Regions from separate parts of the Mus musculus genome. Here all the other regions are linked to region 1. A link is a loop called in an ENCODE intact Hi-C map of the cell type or tissue named here. Cell type or tissue: heart. All regions are shown on one strand.

Region 1 (5,000 bases):
TCCCACTTCCTGACACTGGCATTCCCCTATACTAGGGCATAGAACCTTCACAGGACCAAGAGCCTCTCCTCCCATTGATGACTGACAAGGCCATACTCTGCTACTTATGTATCTAGAGCCATGAGTCCCACCATGTGTTTTCTTTGATTGGTGGTTTAGTCCCAGGGAGCTCTGGGGGTACTGGTTAGTTCATATTGTTGTTCCTCCTATGGGGCTACAAACCCCATCAGCTCCTTGGGTACTTTCTCTAGCTCTTTCACTGGGACCCTGTACTCAGTCCAATGGATGGCTTTGAGCATCCACTTTTGTATTTGTCAGGCACTGGCAGAGCCTCTTAGGAGATAGCTATATCAGGCTCCTGTCAGGAAGATCTTGTTGGCATCCACAATAGTGTCTGGTTTTGGTGGTTGTTTATGGGATGAATCCCCAGGTGGGACAGTCTCTGGATGGTCATTCCTTCAGTCTCTGCTCCACACTTGTCTCTGTAACTCCTTCCATGGGTATTTTGTTCAGGCCCGAGAGTCTTACAAGGTCCACAGTGATACTCCTGTCTATGTATTCATTCCAAGTACCAAGGCGTACTCTTTTTTTTATTCTGACAACCCAACGTGGCAAGGGTCACTTCCTTCATTTTATAGGTGAAGAAAATGAAGGTTAGAAGAATAGAAGTTGCCCAAGGTTATCAAAAAGCAGCTTAACTTGGATTCTAAATCCAGGTTTGTTTACTGGTCGGTACACATGATCTGGATTTTGGAAATATTTTAACAGTATTAAGGGATGATCTGATGCTACCTAAAATGAAATGCTTGGCTAGTCTTTGCTTTTTCCTTATCATCTTTCCTCTTTTCCAGCGCCACTTCTTCTTATGCAGGACCACATTTTAAATGGCAAGTCATGTGTGTTTTGTTTGTAAAGATCTATAATGAGTAACATGGCTTACAGTACTTGCCTCTTTTTGATGGTTTTGCATTCTGAGTTTTTAGGAAAGTGGTAGTCAACAGCCAACCCCCCCCCCCCAAAAAAAATCACATGGAAAATTCCAGAAAGAAAAAGTATATATATTTTATACATTCTTTCACGATTTATGATTATAATGTTCTATTTTATTGCAACACTGCTGTTGATAATCTTCGTGCCTAGGATGCACTTTACAGTTTCGGTGATACAGTATTGCTAAGGATTGATCCTCCTGTAGTTTCAGGCTTTCAAACCTATTATGGTCTAGGAAACATTGTGCTATTGATGGACTCCACAGTGTGCACAGAGGAAGTTGCTGGGGACGGATGCATGCGAGGAAAGGAAATCCTTAGGCTGATTTATTATTGTTTAAGGCTGGTTGTGTACACAGCAGGCCACGCTTGCTACAGTCACGCATAAAAGAAGCGAACTTCTGTCCCAACAGATCATGTACTTTTTAAAAGTTACGTTTTGTCCTGTTTATAAAATCAATAAGATCCACAATCGAAAATTTGAGCTACAAATATCTAATGAAACAGCAGCAGCAGCAGCAGCAGCAGCAGCAGCAGCAGCAACAACAGATATAAAATCCCACCAAACTAGATTTCAATTAAAAAAAAAAAAAGACTAGCGAAGAGGGCATTTACAGGGAGTTGTCAGAGTTCAGTGAAATAATATATTACTACAAAAAGCTTATACACCCTTTTCGGCTTTGTAGGGCAGTGGGAATAAAAAAGACAGGGAGAACCTTGCCTCAGTATGACAGAGTTGACATGTGTGGGTGTGTGTGGGGGGGAACTTTCCAATTTTCCCCAGGGTTCTCCAAATATGCTGACCCAGTCTCTCAGTGTCTCGGTACTGAAGCGATTTGAGCTCAAACCTGGTGGCAAGTCACTGACGCATGCGCGCTCTTGCCTCTGTGTCACCGGCCAGTTTTCTTTTTTTCTCAGGCAGGATTTTGAAGATCAGCAAAAGGCGCTGGACTGCTTTAGTGAACAGTTCCAAGCCTGGGAGATATGCAAAACCTACTTCTTTCCCTCTACCTAGGCTGAAGCTGCAATTGTCCCCACGTCACGCACTTTCAAGGTGTCAAAACATTCTCAGAAGAAACTGACTTTCAGGAAGGGGCTGAGGATGGACCTGGAGGAGGCGGGACCAGGGGCCGATCACAAACTTTCCATGCTGCGTTCTCCAGCTGCGCGTAGTGCACATCTCATTTCTCCAGGCTCCCTGTGTCCCAGTTAAGCCTTGGCTCCTCTGAGACCCTCTTAATTTAAATCGCATTCATTGTTCAGGGTGTCCCCGGGGACACCCCTGCGAATCTCAGTGTTCAGCCACACTTCCTAGGAAGCCGCGCCGATGGGCTAATCCCTGGACGCCCCGGGGTTGTGCAAGCTCCACTCATCCGAGGGTTCACGGGCGGGCGGGGGCGCCGGGATCCCCTTTGTGGCCGCCGCCCCAACTCGGCCCGCTCCTCCCCCCAGCCGCCCCGCCCTCAGCCCCGGACCCCCAGCCAGGGCGGCGGGCACGCTCGCACCCGCGCCTCCGGGGACTCGCGGACCGCACAGACCGGCCAGGCGCGCTGGGCATGCTCAGTCGCGGGGCGCCAGGCTCGCCAGTCGGAAGCCAGTGCTCAGCGGAGCCGGCCGGGGCGCACCGAGAGCGCGCGGCACTCGCTGCTGCAGCGGCGGCCGGGCCGCGGCGCATCCGGGCGGGGACCCGAGGCGAGTCCCACGCGGCGTCCCCGAGCCGCCGGCAGCGGCGCCCGCTCCAGAAAGGCAAAGCGAACCAGGGGCCATCAGCGCGACTGGCGTCGGCGGGGCTCTGACGCTCCGCGGCGGCCACCTCAGAGTCGCTGCCCGCCCCGGCCGGGCCGGGTCCGGGAGCCGTCGGACATGGAGCCGTGGAAGCAGTGCGCTCAGTGGCTCATCCACAGCAAGGTGCTGCCCCCCAACCATCGGGTGACCTGGGACTCGGCGCAGGTGTTCGACCTGGCGCAGACCCTTCGCGATGGAGTCCTGCTCTGCCAGCTGCTCAACAACCTGCGGCCACACTCCATCAATCTGAAGGAGATCAACCTGAGGCCCCAGATGTCCCAGGTATGGAGGCCACCCCGCGACCCCGCTGCCCGTCAGAGGCTCCCATTAATCATCCGGATAATTTCTTTGTGTAAATGCAAACATCTAGGTGCGCTCCGCTTTGCCCTGCCTCTCAGTTCTCAGCTTGGGGGCTTTTCCTCACTTGCCTTGAAATGACTTAGCTTCTAAGCAGAACTAATAAAGCCTTGCGTCGGGAGATGGTGTATGGAATCCTAAAGGTTTCTGGGAGGCGGGAAGAAATAAGTTATCCTAGGGCGCGTTTCACCTTTCTGCCCCCCCCCCCCGTGTGTGTGTGTGTGTGTGTGTGTGTGTGTGATAACAAAGAGGGAGTCGGCTCTAAAATAACAATGAGAAGGGATGAGATGAAGCGGTGGGGTTAATTTTGCTTTGACTTATTTTTTGCTTTCATTTGGTCCTCACGTTCTGGAAAGAGGAACTGTGCCATAGATGAGGACTCTAGGAAGTGGAGGGCGTTTGGTACCGTTATCTGCTCAGAGGAAATAAACCAAGAGGGACACAGAGAGCCTTCCTGAAGTTCCCCACCCCGCCCCCTAAGCCCGTGGCCTGTTAGCAAACTGGAAGGTTGTGTTTATAGCTTGTCTGAAAACGTAAGGGGAGCCAGCCCAGCCTCCCTCACCGGTGGCAGGAAGTGAGAAGTTTTGCTGGAGACTCTGCTTTTTTTCATTGGGTCTTGCGATCAGGTAGCTTGGAGGCACTTGGGCTTCTGTGGCCTTAGCTTGGAGATACCTCTTTGAGGGTTCTGATTAAAATCCAGTCCTGGAAGGCACAGAAAGCAGTGGGTTCCTCAGAGACAGCTCAAAAAGCCACATGCAGCCCAGTGCTGCTTATTTTTTGGGCCGGTCGGAAAGTTTCTGTTAAAAGGATGTTCAACACAACTCAGAACTTCTATTTTCTCTTTCACACGCACACGCACATGCACACGAAAAGAAAAAGAAATGTTTCAACTTAAAAGGGGAAGGAAAGAGACCTTTTAGTGACATATTTTAGCACTAGCCCTGTATGATTCAGAGACTTACCACTTACCCAGAGCTGTGTCCTTGCAGAAAAAAGTGATCTTATGCAGTTTAATAATCTCATAATTAAAGCAGGAACTCCCACACTCTGCCCTGGTTGTCAGTATTTCATCAGGGTCGATCCTCACTTCAAATTCTGTGTCCCCTGTTGGTAAGCAGTCTCCAAGGAAAAAAAAAAGCAGATATATAAGTATTGAGTGCCATATGTGTTTACAATAAGGATCAATTATTTTAGACTCTCTTAGAAACCTGAATGATGGGTGATTGCTAATTCTGTGGACTTGCCCACAATTGTGGCAACCATAGATAGTCCTGTGGAGGGCTTCAGTGGTTGTTTCTGTACTGTCTGAGTTAACTGTTAGGAGTAAGGTTGTGCCACGCACAGGAGTCACTTGTTAGATCTCCAGTTCCATTTGATCAGTAGTCTCAGTAGCAGCATGAAGTCTTGTGCTTTGATGCCACGTGCTGTGCATATTTCCTCGAAGTTTAGTTTCTGGAACTTTCAGCAGTTACTCATCAAAGTGTTCTTAATAATCAAATTTCTCTCTTCTTTCTTTTTTCCTTCCTTCCTTTCCTTTTCTAACTGCCTGCCTGCCTTCCTTCCTTCCTTCCTTCCTTCCTTCCTTCCTTCCTTCCTTCCTTCCTTCCTTTTTGGATAGCTGGGCATTCTTTGACATTCAAGTCTTTATTTGACTGCTGACAGTGCATGGGATCTTGTCAAGTGGATTCTCCTCTTTCTTCTCTTAAAATGCATTATCTATAATGTAATCAGTTTGATGACTGAAGGTCATTATAAGCATCATTGATGAAAAGGAGCAGGGCATGATTCTCTAAGAATTCTATTTCCTACTGAGGCCACCACAGTGAACATATCAAGATAGTTAGTTGCCCTTAAGGAATTATTACACTG
Region 2 (5,000 bases), 150 kb after region 1:
GACATAAAAAATTATGTGAGAAAAAAAAGTGGCCAACTCTACCCATTTAGTGCAGTTGTGTGATGTGCTCCCTCCCCTCAGAACCGCAGCCTGAGCTAGGAGCTACTTGTCTATGTCCTCTGAGGGGATGATTTTCTCTGATCCAGTTCTTGGTAAATACTCAGATTCTAAGGGAAATTCAGATGATCCTGGATTATCCTCAGAGCAGCTAGTGACTAAATGTGTTCCCTACTCATTGGAACATATCTGAGATTCAGATAAAAAGAAGCCTTCGGGGGGGGGGGGGGTCACAAGAAAACATCTCCCTGAGGATTTAAAGGTCACAGGCGACAGAGTTTTAAAGCTACAGATATTGTCATGCTATTTCCGAAATATCTCTGTGTACAGTTCAGGGACAGTTACTTCAAAGGGGAAAATCCAAGATGTGGAAGAGAAGAGACCTCAGAGAGCATCAATTAACTGATGCTTTTAGCATAAGTCAAATCCAAGAGAATTTCAAAAAAGCTGATTAAATGTAATCTGTGAAGTTGAAAGTAAGAGTTGGTGTGATTAGGTCTGGTTCCAGCCATGGCTGACACCAAGAAAAGTGAAAACAGAAAAAAGACAGCAGATCAAACTGGTGTCCATGAAAATCCTGTTTTATTAGTATCCAGACAGATGCTGACTGGATTGTCTGAGTGTTCCAGTGACATTTATGGATGGGGGGGGGGGGAGGGTAGGCAATAAATGCGTCCTATGTGGAGGGGTAGTTTTCTCCTCCTTATAGGGGTTGGCACCACATTCTCAGATCTCTGTAGCCCTCCTCTGGTTCTACTGCAGAGAAAATCTGGGGTGCTGAGTTCATTGTATGGGGTCTTTCTGGGTTTCCTGCCTCTTTCCTTTGTTCCCTCACCCCCCCCCCCGTCTGTGTGTGTCTGTCTCTGTCTCTGTTCCTCTGTCGTTGTATGTGCTGTTTCTGTCACTGTGTCTGTGTCTGTCTGTCTGTCTGTCTGTCTGTCTGTCTCTCTCTCTCTCTCTGTGTCTGTGTGGTGTGGTGCTGAGGTGTATGAACTCAGGTCCTCACATTCGCTCATGCAGCGCTTCACCCCCTGAGCTGTGTCTGCAGCCTTACACCGAGCTTGGGCTGTCACATTCATTTGATGTCTTCAGCCCAGTCTTTTTGTCTCTGAGGACATGGTTTCCTTTTCTATCACAATCCGAGCACCATAAGGCCTCATCTAGGCTCTTCTTTCAGAACAGCAGCCACACATGACCACTGTGCTCAAGATGTAGCTGGTATGAATTGAGATGAACCATGACTACTTATTGCATGTAAGATTTTGAGCATTGATTATGGAAAAACAACCATGTAAACTGGCTTCAGTTTCATAGCAATGTCCTGTTGGAATAATAGTTCACATATATCTAATAAATGTGTGCAAAACACTAATTTTTAATGGTTTTCTAATGAAGCTTTTTAAAAATTTTAAGTTATGTGCATGCCTTATATATTTGTGCTGACGTAGCTTTGGAGTGGAGGCTACATAATAGTGAATTGGTTTACCTGCATTTTAAATGGGCATTTTCAATCAGGTTCTAGAATGACCAGTGTTAGCAAGCCATCTTTTGCTGGTGTCATTTTATTCTTGTCCAGCCTGTCATCTCTTCTGCAGACCTTTGGTTCCTTACTCTCTCTTAGGTGCCCTGCGGCAGAGACAAGGTGAGGTGTCTCAGTTGTAAATCAATGCCACATTCTTCTCCACTGTGGCACCCCGCCACTCTGGCATTGCCTTTCCTTTTTGGCAGACACCATGCTGTTCTTTAAGGTGGCCATAGTCATGGGTCTCCCTGCTCAGTTGTACGACTTGTCCTCACCTGTATGATGTGTGGGGCAGCTAGGAACATGCATTAAAATTCCCCAAGTCCTTTTAGCCATACAGAACCCCTCCCCCCATTTCTGTAAGTTCACATCAACACCTGTGACCAGAAAGGAAGGCAGGCCATGCCCCTGGGAAGTGAGCTTGCTAGTTAGCAGTGGCTCCCTGGTAGCTGGTAAGGACATTGCCCACCACAGCCTCCGTAGCTCTCCTGCAGCCCTGCTGGGCTCGAGCCTGGAGGGAAATCACATTCCTTCCCTGATGTTCAACTTAATTCTTGTTGCTGAACTAATTTAAAACTGCTCCATACTCTTTGTTGCTTGTCTCTATCCCTAGCTTAAAGGCAGGGTGTACATCTTATAGGTATCACATTTGCAGAATGGCTTCTTTTATAGCTGTGAATTGACAGTTGAGTTTCTTATTCAGACTATGCTCCCAGGCCTTTGGACGGGGTGATGGAACACTGTATAGAACGTGTTTCTCACAGTCCCTCAGTCGGCGTGAGAACATTGGTGCTGTTGTTCTAGGTGTGCTTCCTTCCACCTATCTTGTAATAGGAAGCATTTAATTTTGAATGCCCTTGTGTAAATTATAGCATGGAGAATATTATACTCCTTCCTAGTCCAAAGCAATGGTTGTCAATCTGTGCGTCACAACCCCTTTAGGGGGTCAAATCACCCTTTTACAGGGATTGCTTAAGATCATCAGAAAACACAGGTATTTACATTATGATTCATAACAAAGTTAGGTTAGTAGCAAAATTACAGTTATGAGGTAGCAATGAAGTAATTCTGTAGTTGGAGATCACCACACCTATATTAAAGGGCCACCGCATTAAGGAGGTTGAGAAGCAGTGTTCTAAAGGTAGGATTCTGGGACCTGCTTGGAGCACCGTAAACAGTGTGTTGAGTCTGGCCTAGTGTGGCAAATGTCAGAGGAGTAGGAGGGTGGGCTGGAGCGGCAGAGGGTGTAGGGACCCTAGAGTGTGCTTCTCAGCAGTTGTAGCTCTTTTTAAGGGGGCTACAGTTGAACATTCAGGTGGGAGGTGGGGTTATCACAATGACTGTTGGAAATATCGTTCAACCTCTGTGGTAGCCAGGCAGAGGGTGAAGTTAATGAGAGATGAGCTAGAAGTCAAAGATAAGCTGGTAGTTATTCTAGCAGAAGAAATGAGACAGGGGGCCTTTAGCAAGGCAGAGGCGCAGGGAGTCAGGAGGGACTTGGATCGGAGGGCAGTTCACTGAACAGATTGACAAGGCTTAAACATGGGGAAGGCTTCTGGAAAAATCTTTTGATTGTCCAGCTATTGGAGGGAGGAGAGTGGGGCTTGGAGGGTCACAGAGAGAGGAGATAGGTTCTAAGGGAAGGCGCTTCTCTTTAGGAGTCAGTGGAGGTCTAGGGCCATGGCTGGCGAGGCAGTGGGCAGAACCGTAGCTGCACAGAAGCATCTCCTGAGACAAGATTGCTTCATCTTACCTGCACAACAGACTTGGGTTGCACATACGAAAGGGAGCCAAGTTACTGTTCCATGTCCACTAAGTGCGAGGTGGATGCTGAATTTGAACGAAGAAAGTCTTCCTCCCAATCTGCTTACAGACTGTGTGCCTAGGGCACACTCTTCCTAAAGGAGGTAGTTACCCTTGATAAGTTCAATTTTGGTGGTTCAAAAAGGAAAAATACTTTTTATCTGTGACTGTCCCTGAAGTCAGTACATGATGTAAATTAGACCCATTAAAGCTTTACAAACGCACCATTCTCAAGAACAATGGAAACCCGTTTCCTGTGGTTTATAATCTGGATCAGAATGGATGCTTCTCTCTCTCCTCTGGCTATTATTTCTTTGCTTGGTCCATGGAGATGAGGCCAGGAGTGGTTTTTTTTCTCCAGTGTTCAAGGAAATCTCTGAAACATGTGGCTGGAAGTGACGTTGAGCTGCAGTGTATTCTAATGGGGTAATTTACTGTGTGAAATTGGAATGGCAAAGGAAATTAATGTAATGAGTTCTTTTGATTTCCTAGGAGACTGAAGGTGAAATATATTGCTAATCTGCAACTCACCATCTGGCTGGGTTTTGAACTGGGCCTCGTTGTCAAGAATCTGGAGTTAAGGGTAGCATTTAGTTCCCTTGGCTGCCTTTAGATCACAGCTGGCCTCTCTTTCAGTGCCAGTGCTTTTGTGTGAATCTCCCAGAGCAACACCCCGAAGCCCCTGTTCCCAGTTACCTCTTTTAGACCCTGTGTTTGTCTCTATTCCATAGGGCATTCGCTCTGAGCCTGCAGGGGCCTTGATGCCACACCTGGGTCTCAGGCCACAGCTGCTCACTTGAGCTGTGGGGCTTTGACACTCTATAGCCCTTGTAAGCCACTAAGTTAATTTTGCACTCATGGACCAAACCTGAAATCCCTGATTGCCCCTGCATAGCTAACCCCTCTGCAAAAGTCACTGCTCCAGGAATTCTTATTCAAACCAGCTATTAGATCAGAGAGAGAATACTTTAGAAAAATCAGGAAGGTACATTCACAAATAGTACTTGTTTTTGGTTGCTATGCATGTTGGACCCCATGGTTTCTTTTAGCTATTTGTATTCTAGATTACTATGTCTCTCTTAACTCAAGACCATCCAAGAGCTTCGTCAGTTGCTCCTGCAGAAATGGCTTGTTGCTTCAGTTGCAAGTTACAACAGTGACACTAATGTGCCAGTAAGTAAAGAGTGCTATCTCCTGAAGAGAATAGTTTAAAAATTGGAGCTTGTCTCTATTCAGTATTGCATTTTGCTTCGTGTAATAGTTATTAAAGTGACAAACTGACTGGTCAAGTAGCTCTGGCCAATGAAGAGTCGTTGTCAAACAGAAGAAGGGGCAGGGACCTCATCTGCTGTTTTGCTGGCTTTAGGGTTGAGAATCTGGGCACCTCTTTCCCTACTGTTAACTTTTCACATGAGGCCCTTATTAACGTCTTCATTACTTGTGCTAGGCTAGCCCTTTACACATTCTTGCCTGTGTAATCCAGGATCTTCACAGTGATGTTTGTAGGGCAAATATTCCTCTTTCACTCACGGGGCCAGCAGAATAGTTTATGTCCAGTGACTCTTATGAGAATCAAAGCAGGAGAAAGCAGTTTGGGTCACCTGTCCTGACTGTTCTT
Region 3 (5,000 bases), 88 kb before region 1:
GTTTTATCTCAGCCATAGAAACCCTAACTAAGAGGAGAGGCAACAGGAGCATTCTCCCCCTCCCCCTTTGCTACTTCACATTTCCCATTGGTGTTTGCCCCTAAAACCTCCTTCACATACCCTCATAATAAAATAGAAAATTAAACCAGAACTGCCGGAACAAATCATTTCAATTCTAGGACTGCCTCAGAAGCATAGAGATACATGAAAAGGAAGTGTCTCATTGTGTTAAATGGCTCCATCCCTTACTTATGTAGACTTCATTGCAGAAGTTCCACAGTGGTGAATTCCTCTGGTTGCCTGTTCTACCCTTTGTGGCCATTTAGTCTCAACTTCTTAAAGGTGTATTAGGGAAAATGAATGAAGTCCTGCCTACAGAGAGCTCGGTACAGTGCTTGGAGCATGAGCAAGACACAGGAGGGCTGTCACTCATTAACATCTTTGCTGTGCCACAATCATTTGTCAACTGCTCTCTCATAACTTTGGCTCCCCTCCCTCCCCCTTAGAGTGAGAGCATGCCATCTCCTGCTTAAGGCCTTCTGCCCACCATTGTTCCTCCAGCACGTGGAGGACAATATCAAACCCAAGACACCAGAATGAGTCCAGCTTTGCACCAGGAGGCCCTGCAGAGTTTGGCCCTGCCTGGGTCTGACAGCCGGTCCTCAGTGCTCTCTGTGTGCCCACCCTCTGACCTCCTTGTTGTTTCTTAGACTTGCCATGCTTGCTATTGCCTCATAGCCTTTGAATTTGTTCCCCACCAGGAACATTCATGGTCCTGCATGGTCTTAGTCTTCCTTCTATATCTGGTCCAATAGATCTTCCTGGAAGTTGTGAAATGTGTTGCCTTCTTTACTTTCTTTATGACACTTTAATTCTAGTCACTCGGTTTCATGGCCATGGCCCACCTCCCTCTACTGGGTCCTAATCTCCCCAAGAGTAGATCTTTGGGGTCTTTCTCAGCACTTGAGATTAACATCCTTGGTGCTCAGAGCAGAAAGCCCAACTTGGTTTAAGAATACTAGAAGTATCTGAACAGTGAGAAAAGGCATGACCAGGAATGGCTTTAACTGTTGTACCCAGTTCAAAGACATACTGCTTTCTACCCAGATGCTGCCATCCCCCCACCATCCTGCTTAAAAGAACTCCCGGGGTACCAATTAGAATGTAGAATTGTTAGGCTCTGTGACCTGTGAACCTCTGAGATGATTTTCTCTATACACAAGAGATTATGAGTTAGTTTCAACTTCTCCCATGCCTGTGGATCATCAAACCAGCATCCAAACAAACCTCAAAGGGACAATAGCTTAGGGAGACATCAACCTTCTTTGAGGTGATGTGTGGAAGATGGTTGGGGACACTGGAAGAGACACAGAGTGATGCAGGGACTGTGTTAATTCATCGTCTGTACCTTGCTGCTAGAGAAAGCCACACTTGGAATTCACCAGGAAACTAGGATCTCCAGGAGTCTCAATCCTGGCTTCCTGGCAGCCAGTACTTTTTCTTCTTCAATTCAATTAAATCAGTCCTAATGAGTGGGTCTATAGAATGGAAGCTCCTGTTTGCAGAGCCCAGGGAATGATAACCAGCCAACATTAATGAGGATGGTCACTGAAAATGAGAAAACTTGATTCTCCCACCCAGGCAGCAGGTAGAGTTCTGGTTTCAGGCATCAAGGTTCAGACTTGTAGCTCATAGTCTCCTTTGCAGTGAGAGACATTTAGCAACAGAGCTCCTGGGCTTTTCCTATGTCCTGACTCCTCTCAGTTCGGCCATGCTCGATCCGTGATTCCTCTGGCTGCCTCACTACAGAAGTCTCTCAATAAACAGAAGCAACCGCATTTTAACGGAGATGGTAAAATACCTTTCCTGATTCCGTAGGCACGGGTCGAGGGCAGGAGTCAGAGGTCTGACACGCAGCTCATGTTTACCCTTTGATCATGTGTCATTTTTGTTAGAAGACAACATATGCCATCCTTTGCTGTGTTTTTAAAATAGATTCAGAGGAAGTATGGAATTAATCTTAACCTTAAACACATTGAGCCCAGTACTTCCTATCCAACTGGAGAATGCACTATCTAGTTTCCTACACCTCGCCCTTGCTAAGTTTAGGCCCTTTGGGTCAGCTGTTAAGAAGGAAAAGAAGTGGGAGGAGGCAGGGCTTCAGGAGGATAAGGCATAGCACAGCCCAGAGCATCCAACTTACTTCCTCACAACTCCCCTCCCCCACTGTAATGTAATCAGGCTAAAGGGCCTTGTGATTTTCAGTGTTTCAAAGAGGGAACAGGGCATTTCTCTTTCTCACTGTGCTCCACTTTATTGATGTATCTTTATGAGTGCTGAAAAACAGCCCATTAACAGCACATATCTTGATGGTCTTGCTATTCTATAGAAAGCACAGCTTTGCTTTGCTCGTTAAAAACTGGCTCTAAGAAGAAAGTAACCACATAAGATCTCCATTTTATCTGCTCTCCAAGGCAGAGAGAGGCAGTGCTGAGCAACAGTGCTTGTAGAATTTGTCTTTTTCATCTCTCTCTCTCTCTCTGCATGCATGTATGTATGCATGTATGTATTTATATATTTAAAGTATTCACTCACTTTATATCCCAGTTGTAGCCCCCTCCTTCCTCTCCTCCTAATCTCACCCTTATAACCCCTCCCCCCAAGTTACCCCCTCAGAGAAGAGGAAGCTCCTCTTGGGTACCACCCTGCCCTGGAATATCAAGTCGCAGAAAAACTATGCACATCTTACCCCACTGAAGCCCGAGTAGGCAGGCCAGCTAGGGGGAGGGTATCCAGTAGCAGGCAACCCTCCTGATCCAATTGTTAGGAGACCCACATGAAGACCAAGCTGCACATCTGCTACAGATGTGTAGGGGGCCTAGGTCCAGCCATGTTCTTTGGCTGGTGGCTCATGGGCCCAGGTAAGTTGACTCTGTTATCTTGTGGTGTCTTTGAACCCTCCAGCTACTTAATCCTATCCCCTACTCTTCTGCATGACTCCCAAGCTCTGCCTGGTGTTTGGCTGTGGATCTCTGGCTTCTTCATTTAGTTAAAGTTGTTGAAATGACCCATTTATACCCAAGTCAGTCAATAGTCTTCCATCTTTAGAGATATTTATACTTTAGCTCAGGAAGATGGCACTCAGAGGCTATTGTATCTTCAGCCTGATTTTCCCTGAGCTGAGCCCTGTGCTGTGGCTTCAGCTGGGTGTTCAGCTGATGCTACTTGGAGTGATGCTGTGTTAGAGTCTGCTGCTTTAGGGTCTGGGTACCCTTTGGGGGCCAGGAGCCATCTAGTGCAGGTGAGCTGACCCCATGAAGTGGACCCAGTACCATGTTTCAGTGGAGGGGGATACTTTGTAGATTTTCTCTCTCCTTCAGCAACCCCTAGTTTCCCAGGCCTCAGCCTGGATGCTACCACCCTTCCTCTCAGAGACCAGGCATCCACTTTTCATAGAAGCACAGAAAATCACAGAGAGCAGAGTTTCTGGCTTCCCAGACAAAGAGCACAAAGGAAACCTGGAGAGGAGTTTGTAAAGCAAACAGTAGAGGGAGGAGCAAAACCTGCCATCAGTGAGAGCAACATGACCTGTTTTTTTTTTTTTTAAGATTTATTTATTTATTATATGTAAGAACACTGTAGCTGTCTTCAGACACACCACAAGAGAGCATCAGATTTCATTATGAATGGCTGTGAGCCATCATGTGTTTGCTGGGATTTGAACTCATGACCTTCAGAAGAGCAGTCGGCGGTGCTCTTAACCACTGAGCCATCTCTCCAGCCCAACATGACCTGTTTTGTGGAAAATTTAAAAACACATAGTTAAAATTTTAAGAAGACAAGAACATGAGTTCTTATGGGTCCATCATGCAACTCCCATAACCACCAGCTCTCTGCTAGCTTGCTTATGAGTACCACTCCCCATGTGTATTTTGTGTATGTATGTCCGGTAGAATTTTACCTTCACAGCATGTGAGCCTTACCTACTCCCATAACAAGTATGCAAAAATAAAATTTCATTAGTGAATACTTGTTGAGTTTTTCTGTTGAGATCCCTTCCCACTTTTTGCAAAGGTCCTGGGACAGAAGACTGCAGAATGTTTCAATTAAATGCTAATAAATGCAGAAAGTGACCCCTCCCCCAGTCCTCGGGTCCTCCTCAGCAGTGGCTTTCAGCCACTTCCTTCTGTCTGGATTCTTAAAAGTGTCCCTGGTGGGCTGCTAGTGACCTGTGTGCTGCCTCTGGCACCCACACACTTCAAGGACAAGCTTCCTCTGGGCATTTGTGACCACTGGGGCTCAAACTTTTCTTAATTGCTTGTATGTTCATCGACTGTCCTTTTGTCACGGTGCAGTGACCCATTTTTTTTTTTTTTTCAACCACTGGGCTGATGGGATCTGATGAGCTGCCAAGTCACATTGATGGGATGTGACTCAGAGAAGGGAGCCACACACGTGATAGTGTGGTGGCATTTGTCTTGATGAAATGCTTTCATTTTATAGAATGTTTGAATTACCACTGTTACTGCGAAAGATGAGCTAATGGCACCTGTTTTGATTCATACGATAATAAAACAGGAAAAAAATTAAAACAAATCTATAAAATCATATGACTATTTCATTCAAGTATTTCTTGGCCACATGCCGTTCTTGGTTCTAAGGCGTAAGCAAGCAATGAAGTTTGAATGAATCAGGAGAGAGTGAGTGTTGTACACATGTTCCTGTTGCTGTAAATGGTTTTAATTTGTCATTCTTTCCCGCTCCCCAAACACACTTAAATCAGAATACACGTAGGAAAAAGATGTGTGTACACTATAAAGGATTTGAAAATAGGACTGAGAAAAATGGGCTTTGTAAATGTGAACATGCTAGATTCAACAGCACACTAAAGGGGTCCCAGAGGGCAGAGCGCACTTGCCTGGATCCTTCTCTTGCTTCTCAGCCAGTTGGCTTCCTGTTGGCTTCAGGTAATGGAAAGATTATGGAGTGGGAAGAGAGGA

What was found. Hi-C counts contacts between places; a loop is a spot of excess contacts. Peaks named below come from ENCODE experiments on the same cell type or tissue, not always from the same donor. Only the 100,000 strongest peaks of a DNase experiment are listed, where the experiment ranks them.
Region 2: a loop joins it to region 1, with 2.3 times the contacts of the local background. A loop is called at or near these places in 9 of 42 quality-filtered maps.
Region 3: it touches region 1 in a loop (2.5-fold over the local background); 5 of 42 quality-filtered maps call a loop at or near these places.

The regions. Positions count from the first base shown.
Region 1 is chr3:109,338,187-109,343,186 of GRCm38, forward strand. Vav3 (vav 3 oncogene) reads left to right here and starts at 2,497. Exons shown (of 27, transcript NM_020505.2): 1 at 2,497-3,056. The coding sequence starts at 2,853. In heart, no CTCF peak of the experiment used is centred here; DNase peaks (open chromatin) are centred at 1,305, 1,885, 2,565 and 3,615; H3K4me3 peaks cover 2,721 bases; H3K27ac peaks cover 2,675 bases.
Region 2 is chr3:109,484,996-109,489,995 of GRCm38, forward strand. All of the region lies in intron 2 of Vav3 (vav 3 oncogene), which reads left to right. Among named protein-coding and RNA genes, the nearest start is that of Vav3, 150 kb to the left of the region's middle. In heart, no CTCF peak of the experiment used is centred here; no DNase peak of the experiment used is centred here.
Region 3 is chr3:109,249,776-109,254,775 of GRCm38, forward strand. No RefSeq gene overlaps it. Among named protein-coding and RNA genes, the nearest start is that of Vav3, 88 kb to the right of the region's middle. In heart, no CTCF peak of the experiment used is centred here; DNase peaks (open chromatin) are centred at 2,156 and 4,396; H3K27ac peaks cover 606 bases.